Linked DNA regions of Homo sapiens: region 2 is linked to region 1. Evidence: read pairs that join two places in POLR2A ChIA-PET (ENCODE). Cell type or tissue: PC-3. All regions are shown on one strand. Links, peaks and the distances in the headings refer to the core of each region. The heading gives the core; the rest is flanking DNA. Region 1 overlaps MALAT1 (metastasis associated lung adenocarcinoma transcript 1). Region 2 has its middle 15 kb from the start of POLA2.

The links. Peaks named below come from ENCODE experiments on the same cell type or tissue, not always from the same donor. Only the 100,000 strongest peaks of a DNase experiment are listed, where the experiment ranks them.
Region 2: POLR2A ChIA-PET joins it to region 1 with 10 read pairs; 3 of 35 experiments call an interaction of 5 or more read pairs at or near these places.

Annotation. Positions count from the first base shown.
Region 1 is chr11:65,506,348-65,509,256 of GRCh38, forward strand. It overlaps MALAT1 (metastasis associated lung adenocarcinoma transcript 1), which reads left to right. Exons shown (of 1, transcript NR_002819.5): 1 at 1-169. It also overlaps TALAM1. Among named protein-coding and RNA genes, the nearest start is that of MALAT1, 8.8 kb to the left of the region's middle. RefSeq lists enhancers at 425-524, 1,025-1,334, 1,047-1,728, 1,445-1,514. In PC-3, for the core only: no CTCF peak of the experiment used is centred there; DNase peaks (open chromatin) are centred at 914 and 1,354; H3K27ac peaks cover 2,293 bases.
Region 2 is chr11:65,245,784-65,248,692 of GRCh38, forward strand. No RefSeq gene overlaps it. Among named protein-coding and RNA genes, the nearest start is that of POLA2, 15 kb to the right of the region's middle. In PC-3, for the core only: no CTCF peak of the experiment used is centred there; no DNase peak of the experiment used is centred there.

The sequences.
Region 1 (2,909 bases), core at 116-2,615:
TACACGAGAACCTAATATAACTGCCTTGTCTTTTTCAGGTAATAGCCTGCAGCTGGTGTTTTGAGAAGCCCTACTGCTGAAAACTTAACAATTTTGTGTAATAAAAATGGAGAAGCTCTAAATTGTTGTGGTTCTTTTGTGAATAAAAAAATCTTGATTGGGGAAAAAAGATGGGTGTTCTGTGGGCTTGTTCTGTTAAATCTGTGGTCTATAAACACAGCACCCATAATTACAGCATAATCTTCAAGTAGGGTACGGACTTTGGGGGATTGGTGCGAGGGTAGTGGGTGAGTGGCCTACTAAAAAGCCCAGTAACCCCCACAGGAAAATAGGGAACTTCTTTTTAAGTAGCCTCCTTTCCACTATTTAGTAATTGGCTGTGAGCTGGGCTGGGGGAGAAATGGGGCGGGGTGTGTGTGTCATTGGAAAGCTCTCTTTTTTGTTTTTTTGAGACAGTCTCACTTTGTCCCCCAGGCTGGAGTGTAGTGGCATGATCTCTGCAAACTGCAACCTCCACTTCTGGGGTCCAAGTGGTTGTCCTGCTTCACCCTCCCTGTAGCTGGGACTACAGGTGCACACCACCACGCCTGGCTAATTTTTGTATTTTCAGTTAGAGACGTGGTTTTACCATATTGGCCAGGCTGGTCTCAAACTCCTGACCTCGTGTGATCCACCCGCCTGGGCCTCTGAAAGTGCTGGGATTACAGGTGTGAGCCACCAAGCCTGGCCGATCCTTTTAAGTTTTTAAACCAGTTAAGCTCTTTGGTTCCCCCTCAGAGTCCCAAGGTCCTGGGTCACTCAGGATCACATTTTCCTTTAATCAGTTGTCACTGGTCCCCTTTTGTCCCTTTGAACGTGCTGTGGGATTAGTAGCAGCATCTGGCTGTTGGAAGGACTGGCTGGGATCTCAGGTGAAATACCCTCCCTGGCCCTCCTTACCCTTAAGATCTCCCTGAAAAGTCAGACCTTGCTTATTGGAGTTTGAGATGCATTCTAGTAAACCCAGACCTACCAGAGAGAGGGACCCACGTCTGAAGAATCTTCCAGCCTGGGGAACCTGTGACTGGCCACACCCTTAGCCTAATGGAGGGGCCTCAGAAGCAGAACTACCTTTTTTTTTTTTTTTAATGGTATTACATTTTGCAAATGGAGAGGTAGACTCTGATTGGGCCCCTTTTGACAACGCAGCAGAGCTGAGGTTTGAATCCTAGTCAGTCAACACTTCAACCCCTATGTTGCTGTTTCTTCAATGTCTAGAATGTTCTGATAGATGAAGCAATGGCCCGGCAGGTCAGCAGCACACCAACCCCCAACCTACCCAGCCTGTATAGGCCTTGGCCACAGGAGCTTTCTCTTCCCTTGAAGTGATCTAATGGGGGATGGGGTATCTGTCTCGCTGGTTATGAAAGAAGCTGAGCTAGGTGCTCTCCTAAGTTGCTTAAGTGTCTTCTGAATTGATGCCCAGTCAGTTTCGTATGGAGAAAGGTCTCTGTTTTTCCAAAGCAGAAGGTTCTGTGGAAGCACAAATACTTTACTGGAGAGCAAAGGAGTACGAGTAGGAATTGGGGGCCACGCACAGTGGCTCACGCCTATAATCCCAGGACTTTGGGAGGCCGAGGTGGGCAGATCACCTGAGGTCAGGAGTTCGAGACCAGCCTGACCAACATGGAGAAACCCCATCTCTACTAAAAATACAAAATTAGCCGGGCGTGGTGGCGTATGTCTGTAACCCCAGCTATTCGAGAGGCTGAGGTAGGAGAATCGCTTGGACCCGGGAGGCGGAGGTTGCAGTGAGCTGAGATTGCGCCACTGCACTCCAGCCTGGGCAACAAGAGCGAAACTGTCTCAAAAAAAAAAAAAAAAGAAGAAGAAAGGCTGGGCACGGTGGCTCAAGCCTGTAATCCCAGCACTTTGGGAGGCCGAGGCGGGCGGATCACGAAGTCAGGAGATTGAAACCATCCTGGCTAACACGGTGAAACCCCGTCTCTACTACACACACACACACACACACACACACACACACACACACACACACAATTTGCTGGGCGTGGTGGAGGGCGCCTGTAGTCCTAGCTACTCGTGAGGCTGAGGCAGGAGAATGGCGTGAACCTGGGAGGCGGAGCTTGCCGTGAGGTGAGATCGGGCCACTGCACTCCAGCCTGGGCGACAGAGCGAGACTCCGTCTTAAAAAAAAAAAAAAAAAAAAAAAGAGTAGGAGCTGGGCATTCGCCAGGGGCTACGTAGTTCCTGGAGTTGAGGAAGTTCTCCAGGATTGAAAAATGTAAAGATCAGACACTGATCACAGCAACAGGAGGAGGCAGAAAAGTAGGCCGGAAGTCATTTCCACCCTCTGAGCACAAAATGGAGAGCATAAATTCCCCAAAAGCTCCTGTCCAAGTCAAGGGGACTGCGCTTTTTTTTTTTTTTTTGGAAACAGAGTCTCCCTCTGTCGCCAGGCTGGAGTGCAGTAGTGTGATCTCGGCTCACTGCAACCTCCGCCTCCTGAGTTCAAGCGATTCTCCTGCCTCAACCTTCCGACTAGCTGGAACTACAGGCGCGCCACCACGCCCAGCTAATTTTTGTATATTTAGTAGACGCGGGGTTTCACCATGTTGGCCAGGATGGTCTCGATCTCTTGACGTCGTGATCCTCCCGCCTCGGCCTCCCGAAGTGCTGGGATTACAAGGATGAGCCACCGCGCCCGGCCGACTGCTCTTAATAATATAAACAAGCCCTAGGCATTCCCCATATGTACTCCTCCAGTTGTACACAGGGACCTCAGTTTTTTCTTTTTTTTTTCTTTTTTCTTTTCTTTTCTTTTTTTTTTTTTTTTTTGAGACGGAGTCTCGCTCTGTCGCCCAGGCTGGAGTGCAGTGGGGCAATCTCGGCTCACTGCAACCTCCACCTCC
Region 2 (2,909 bases), core at 204-2,703, 260 kb before region 1:
CTTAGCCAAAAACACTGGCCAGGAACTATTAAATAAAAATGAGTGCCCAATGATGACATATAGACTGGGCTGTTTAAATAGGATTCCACATGCCTGGCACCTTTTATAATAATCTTTATGGTAACTGGCAAATCACCTCCAGACTTCTTTTCTTTTCCATCTGGAAACACTGAATAGTCAGTACATTTTATTTTCAAAATCTGTGATAACAAGTTTAGGCACAGTGGCTCACGCCTGTAATCCCAGCACTTTGGGAGGCCAAGGTGGGAGGATCTCTTGAGACCAGGAGTTAGAGACCAGCCTAGGCAACATCAGAAGACTCCATCTCTGCTAAAAAAAATTTAGCTGGGCATGGTAGTGTGTGCCTGTAGTCCCTGCTACTTGGGAGCCCTAGGTGGGAGGATCACCTGAGCCCAGGGAGGTTGAGGCTGCAGTGAGCTACGATGGTTCCAGGCTGGGTGACAGAGTGAGACTTTGTCTCAAAAAAAAAAAAAAAAAAATATATATATATATATATACACATATATATATATATATATATATATATATATATGTATCTGTATATATGAATGACAACCTTCTTACTGAAATCTCTATACATTTCCAAGTATTATTAGGCCATGTGGCTATGTGGCTGCAAGGAGACGGCTCAAGGTCAAGGTGCCCGGAGGATTCAGGATACCAGTGATTGCCTGGGCCTGGTTCACAGGCAGATCAGCTAAATGAAAGACCGAAGGTGTCCTGGGCCATTGCTGCTGTGCAGCCCTCAAGGAAGTTGCTGACAACTGTGTGTGGAAAAGAGAACTCTGCTTAATCTGGGCTGTGGTGTTGCCCCAGAAAACAGCAGCCAGAATGCACCTTGTTACATCGTCACCCACCCATGACCACACTGGTCAGACCTGTGCAGCCAGGCAGCAGGTATGTTCAAAAGATGGACTTTTGCCTTTAAAGTTTAGCTCTAAATGCAGGTGTCTCCCCGGAGGAATGCCCCCCACCAACTTAAATAATTGTTTGATTACGAGGTTGGGGAGGAGCAAGGAGGCCGAGACTGGCTGGATGAGACCAAACCACATAACTCACCCTTCTCCCTCTTCTGCTTTCTTTCCATGCCTACTCTGGGAAAACAGGCTACTGGACTTTCAAGTAGCAAAGAAGAGAGTGAGTGCTGAGGACGGGGAGTTCTAACCTCATGCTTCTTTTGCAGCCACTCTGGTTGCTGGATTTGGGCAATTATGGAGACCAATGATAATGATCATGAACATGAGGTGACAGCTCCCAATGTGGACCTGGCATGGCCCACAGTCAGGCAGCAGATGTTTTAGAATAGTACAAGGTGAAGCCGGGCGTGGTGGCTCACACCTGTCATCCCAGCACTTTGGGAAGCCGAGGTGGGCAGATCACCTGAGGTCAGGAGCTCAAGACCAGCCTGGCCAACATGGTGAAACCCCGTCTCTACTAAAAATACAAAAATTAGCTGGGCATGGTGGTAGGCACCTGTAATCCCAGCTACTCAGGAGGCTGACGCCTGAGAACCACTTATAGCTGGGAGGCAGAGGTTGCAGTGAACTGAGATCGTGCCACTGCACTCCAGCCTGGGCGATAGAGCGAGACTCAGTCTCAGAAAAAAGAAAAGAAAAGAGCGAGACTCAGTCTCAGAAAAAAGAAAAGAAAGGAAAAGAAAAGAAAAAAGAAAAGAAACGAAACAAGGTGTATAAGGAGAAACTGCCTGGCCTCCTAGGCACAAGTCTGGGCAAATGGTATGGGGAAGACCTGGCGGAGATTAGAAAAAGGGTGAAGCCATCGCTGCAGGAACTTGTCATGGGGACCCTGGGGCTGTGGAGGGAGAACGGGATCCACAGCTGGAGGGAAGGAAACTGGGAGGTCAGGTGGAGACAGGGACCACTGAGCTCTTTCAGCTCCTGTCCATAGGATGTTCAGCCAGTTCAACCCAGACTGCCACTGCCACCTCAACTTGAGCACTGACCAATGAAGAATCTTAATCAGAAGTTTCCCAACATGCCGGACGTGGCTCACGCCTCTAATCACAGCACTTTGGGAGACGGAGGCAGGCAGATTGCTTGAGCCCAGGAGTTCAAGACTAGCCCGGGCAACAAGGTGAAACCCCGTCTCTACTAAAAATACAAAAACTAGCCATGTATGGTGACACATACCTGTAGTCCCAGCTACTTGAGAGGCTGAGGTGGGAGGATCACCTGAGCCCAGGAAGGCCAAGGCTGCAGTGAGCTGTGATCCAGCCTGGCTGACAGAGCGAGACTACATCTCAAAAAAATAAATGAGCTGGGCTCAGTGGCTCACATCTGTAATCCCAGCACTTTGGGAGGCCAAGGCAGGCAGATCACCTGAGGTTAGGAGTTCAAGACCAACCTAGCCAACATGGTGAAACCCCCATCTCTACTAAAAATACAAAAATTAGCTGGACATGGTGGCACACACCTGTAGTTCCAGCTACTCAGGAGGCTTAGGCAGGAGAATCGCTTAAATCCGGGAGGCGGAGGTTGCAGTGAGCCGAGATTGTGCCACTGCACTCCAGCCTGGGTGACAGAGCAAGACTCTGTCTTAAATAAATAAATAAATAAATGAATAAATAAATAAATAAATAAAAGAAACTTCCCAACAGCTACTGGCTCCGCCAGGAAGGAACAGCCTGCACTTAACACAATGGTACAAGATTCACTTTCTGAGCTGGTTTGATTCCTTTTGTTTCATCCTGTTATTTTTGGATGGTTTTGTGTGTTTTTCACAGACTGTTTGTTCGGAATGCACCAACACAAGTGGCCATGGACAATCACGTTGCCCTGGACTTCCTTGGAGTCAGCCGAGGTGGGGTATGTGTGGTGGCCAGCACCTCTTGCCTCACAATTTGCTTAATGGCATATTTTGGTGGCTTG